Linked DNA regions of Homo sapiens: region 1 is linked to region 2. A link is an interaction called in ENCODE POLR2A ChIA-PET data of the cell type or tissue named here. Cell type or tissue: Caco-2. All regions are shown on one strand.

Region 1 (2,500 bases), 370 kb before region 2:
AGCACTGATTATAAATAAGTTGTTGGACTCTAGAGTCAGGAAAACTGGTATTAAAACCTCTTCTACCACTGCAGTATGACCTTGAGCAAGCTTCTTATATCACTGAGCCTTAGTTTTCTGATCTGTGAAATGGAAATAATAATAGTACTCAGTTCAAAAGGCTACTGTGCCAGGTCCAGTTTGTATCTAACAGATGTTAGAAAATATTACTTTTTATCCGTTTATTATTCCTTTTGAAAAAGTAGATGTCTGTAATCTCCCACCTGGAAACACAGAGCTGGCTGTGGGCCTGGATCATGCTATAGGGTGTTAATCCACATGGTTGGGTCTTCTTGTATTTTCCTTTCTCTCTTTCTCCCAATTCAGAAGGGAGCTGACTCTGGGAATACCGTCCAGAGTCTGGAAGCCTGTGGAAGGTACAACCAGCCATTACGGTAACTTCAGAAAGGGCCCCAGAATGGCAGGAAAGCAGCAGAGGACCCTGAAGCAAAAGGGGCCACTTAGCAAGACCAACAGATCCCTTGACCAACTATGTGGACCAATGACACAGAGCCAGATTCATTTCCCTCCCTAATCATGGCCTTACTTCAGCCCCAAGGATGGTGGGCAACTCAGTGAATACGTGTTGCTGGGGAAGTGGGTATGTGCCCGGCAAAGACCATGGTTAGAGGTTTTATACCAGTCTGGCACAGCAAAGACCTGAACCCAGAGTCAAGTTCTAGAAAAGAAAGCTTTATTTTTTGTCTACCTGAGTTGTGGCCCGAAATTCCTACCAGCCATAGCTGGTGTGAAGAATTTCCAGTTGCTTGTTCCAAGGAGACCACAGTGGATACAAAGGTCCGCAAATCTCAACCAAGAGCAGGAAAGAAGGTAAACCTACAGGCGAGACCACAGGTCCATCATCAGGAGGAGGGCGCGCAGGCAGTGACTGGCCAGAGGCCTTTGGTGTGGGCTTGGGCACCAACGAGGAAGCAAATGAGGGAATGAAGGAACAAATAAACTCACCTGGCAGAAAACTGCCACTGTTCACAGTCTTTCACACCCAATTCTTATTAAATCCAGAGATTTGGGTTTGCAGCTAGGGTTTAGCAATTAAAACTGTTATGTTGCAACACCTTTCCGGTTTGAAGTGGTAAAGGCATAAGGCCTGCAAATTTGTGGATTTGATTTGACACCACAGCCTTCTGTGCAAACATCTGACTCACTCTGCACACACCCAGTGGGGAAGAAGCCAGCTCAGGTTTCATTCTTAACCCCCAAACCCTGCTGTGAATGTCAGTTCTTTCCCAGAAGCAAACTGAACAAAGCAAATCTCTTTAAATCAGTGCTGACAACCTAAACCCAAGTTTATGAAGGTTCAGGCCACAGAGGAGGCCCTGTGCACCAGGGTTGCACTGTGAGGGGTGAGGGGCTCTGACTCAAATGAGCCGGAACCTAGGCTTCACTATTTTCATCACCTTAACATTTACATTCCGACAGCCTGGGGAAATGGATCTTTGAGATGACAGAACATTAACCTTTGCTATATCAAAGTCTGGGCCGTCTCCCAGTGCCTAACAAAAAAATGGTACTCCTTATCTTCATTCTAGCCTCCAGTCTGTTGGAAAGGTCAAAACAGGGGAGGGGCATGGACAGCAGCGAAGTCTCAGGAAATCTTAGTGCTCACAGGGCCTGTAGCTACCCTCCAAGTCCACCCTGGCATTTTCTGCATGAGTAAACTCAGGCTTAGGAAAGGTTAGGGAACCTCTGCAATTCCCAGCGCTGGGTGGTCCATGAGCTGCGGCTGAGATCCATGCTACCTGCTCTGGTCTTTTCATTCACTGTAATGAACACATGCTGGTTACTACCAAGGAACTTCTGTCTGTGGTTGTATGGGTCATGGTGGACAGTGCAGGCCCAACCTCCCCTATGGAAGTCGAGGAGGCCCCAGATCCCCTCTCCCCACCTCCTGAGAGCAGAGATGTGATCCACACCCTGCCATCAGGACACTCCACCTGCAACGTCTGTGGGAGATCAGAATACGACCCCCTAAATACGCCTCTTTGTTATAAGCACTGTTGAGCTGAAGGCAATTGAGAAGATGCAGATGCAGGAAAGCTCTCTGCCCTTCCTCTACTTGCCTAAAAGCAGGACATAGATTACGAAGACAAAAGGTATCCGTACCCCCTCCTACCAAAGAGGACAAAGGTTGGGGCTGGGCGTGGTAGCTCACGCCAGTAATCCTAGCACTTTGGGAGGCCGAGGCGGGTGGATCACCTGAGGTCAGGATTTCAAGACCAGCCTGGCCAACATGGTGAAACCCTGTCTCAACAAAAAATAAAAAAATTAGCTGGGCATGGTGGCAGACACCTGTAATCCCAGCTACTTGGGAGGCTGAGACAGGAGGATCACTTGAGGCAGAAGTTGCAGTGAGCTGAGATCGTGCCACTGCACTCCAACCTGGGCAACAGAGCGAGACTCCGTCCCAAAAAAAAAAGGAGGACAAAGGCTAACCACTGAA
Region 2 (2,500 bases):
AATCCAGTCACATTTCAGTATTTCCCAATAATCATAGCTACCCTTCCTAGTCCCCCACAAAAACTGGGGAAGAAGTAAACCTTTAGAAGTATTTGGTATGAGTTTTAGGTTCAGTGTTCCAGCGTATACTTTTCCATCTAAAGCTGGACAACAAAAGCAAGAAAGTCCTCAGACGCTATCTGCAAGAGGACAGGTTTTAGATGTGACGCTGCAAACTCCAAACCCAGCCATCAGGCAGGAACTTGTTTTGTGTTGAGCCCTGAGGTTTGGCCAGGAAAGCCGTTGAGTCAAGCAAGTATTCAAGGTCAGGAGAAAACACACACGTACGCACACATACGCAGAGGCATGCACGCGCGTGCACACACACACACACACACACACACACACCCTCCTTGGCTCCTGTTGGAATAATCTGGGAGGGAAGACAGTCCCCAAGCAGCTTGACTCCAGGTCTGGGCAGTCTAGAACCTCGGCTACCCTCAGGGCACAGCCTGACCCAAAGCCTGGTGCTGTGAAGTCAAATATTAACTTTCTGGAGCTCAGAATGCTCCTGCCCCAGCCTGTTGGGAACACAGAAGGTAAGAGCAATCCTGGTACAGGAAGCTCAAGATTCCACAGGCATGGGAGTAAAACCACCAAAGGCTGCTACACCCGAGACTAGAAGTGCTGAAATGCTTCTCTGTTCCAACGAAAAAAGTGAAGACACCCATCCCCACATCTGCTGTCTCCTTCCCCAAAAGAGGGAGAGAGAATGGGTTGCAGGGTTTAACCTGTACCTCCACAAATGGCATTTATCTACAAAGAAAACTTAATCTTAGGGAATTTTATTCTCCTTCTATAAGCACTGATCATAGTAATTAAGTACTTGACATAATTTCATACTCTATAAAATGTAACCTGTAGTGGGAAAATCACTGGCTTTGGAGACTGTGCTTGAATTCCAGCTCAGATGATTACAAACGCTGTATGACCTTAGGCAAGAGCCTTCCTCTCTGAGCCCAGATGTCTAAAATAAAAAATGAGCCACTTGTTCCAACAGCAGCATTTCCCCAACTCCTTTACATCACTGCTTTTTCTACTCCCAGAAGTCTTGATGTAATGTAAAGCTGTCAAGCCACCCACTGGCCGCATCCAGGGCAGACATTACTAATCAATCACTGCCGTCTTCCCCAAGGAGCCCAGATAGCCTCAAATCCTTGACATAGCCTTCTGGGATTATTGAGGACAACTGGCCGTGGGATGAAATCCATATGCCATGGCTGCAAAGTTAGCCAAAACCACACCTGAGATAGAGAAACAAAGGAACACTTACTAGGACCCTTCATGGTTACACCGAGCTCCCCACTTCCTGCAGCTTTGGTGTCAACCTTGAAATCTGTGGTCTCCCGGATACGGACGCCTTTGGGTTGTAGGCCTCGGCCACTGGCCCGGCAGGCATTTGGATTGCAGGCTGCAAGCACAGTTTTGACATCAATTCAATCTTTCATTCTTTAGTCAGAGTCGTGAAAGCCAAGGTAACCTGGAGCCACCCGCCAAGAAAATATTTGCTTTGCACAAATAGTATGCAGTAGTTGCCCAAGACCAGGGGTCCCACTCAGGGAGCACACCAGGCTAGCAAATACAGACACAATATAACTTTGTCCAGTGACACCACAGAAGGACTGGAGAAAAGTGACTTTGGCAAAGAAAACAGGAGAGCACAGCAAATCCATGCTGTGCTCCTGCTTCCAGCATTTAACCTTTCATTTGTGAAAGGGAGTTAAGGCCGAGTGCTGGACATTATTCAAACCTCACTGCCATACTCAAGGGCTCAGTAATTGGATAGACTGGACTTTTTCAAGTCTTCTTGGAAAATGCAGTACTTGAAAATGCCTGTCTGGGTTCCAAAACCTGGGTCAGCCATTTTTAAGTGTCTAAATGTTGTTGTCTTCCGCCTGAACAACCAGGCAAAAACAACCAACACAGCTTGGAAAGAGACCAGTTCAGCCCCACCTTGGCTGAGGCAGACCAATCTTTTCGTGCTGTCTGTTACAAGGCCTTCAGAATGTGGGTGGCTATAAAGGCAATAATTAGCAGTAAACACCATTGCTGATTTCATTTCCGGGTCTAGCTTGAAAACCTAGAGTTGTAAGTCTAAAAGTTAAGGGCGAAGATAGCTTCCAATATGCCTTACTTGAAATGTCCACAGAACTACTGTTCCATGGTATCTAGAGGTTGATAAAAGATACCTTTATGCCCTAGAATAAATCTTCTGCCCAGCACGGACAACCTTTTCAGTAAATAGAAACGGGAGACTAGTGGGGAAAATGTCATGTTATTAAGTGGCTTTTCCTTTCCAAATCTAACACTGAAAATTTGACAAATCTCTATACAGGAAGGTCACAGACTCCAGAAGACGGGACTCTACTCCACAGACGGAAGGTAATTCCTCCTCTGGTTCCTCCTTCCTGCAATGGCCTTAGCTGGCTATTTGGCAAACAACTGCTTCCCAAAGAGTCAT

The links. Peaks named below come from ENCODE experiments on the same cell type or tissue, not always from the same donor. Only the 100,000 strongest peaks of a DNase experiment are listed, where the experiment ranks them.
Region 1: POLR2A ChIA-PET joins it to region 2 with 5 read pairs; 1 of 35 experiments calls an interaction of 5 or more read pairs at or near these places.

What each region holds. Positions count from the first base shown.
Region 1 is chr3:58,470,224-58,472,723 of GRCh38, reverse strand. LOC107986092 (a long non-coding RNA gene) reads right to left here. Exons shown (of 4, transcript XR_007095933.1): 2 at 749-876; 3 at 264-407. Among named protein-coding and RNA genes, the nearest start is that of KCTD6, 21 kb to the left of the region's middle. In Caco-2, no CTCF peak of the experiment used is centred here; a DNase peak (open chromatin) is centred at 1,213.
Region 2 is chr3:58,101,153-58,103,652 of GRCh38, reverse strand. FLNB (filamin B) reads right to left here. Exons shown (of 46, transcript NM_001457.4): 9 at 1,313-1,450. Among named protein-coding and RNA genes, the nearest start is that of FLNB-AS1, 68 kb to the left of the region's middle. In Caco-2, no CTCF peak of the experiment used is centred here; DNase peaks (open chromatin) are centred at 492 and 1,536.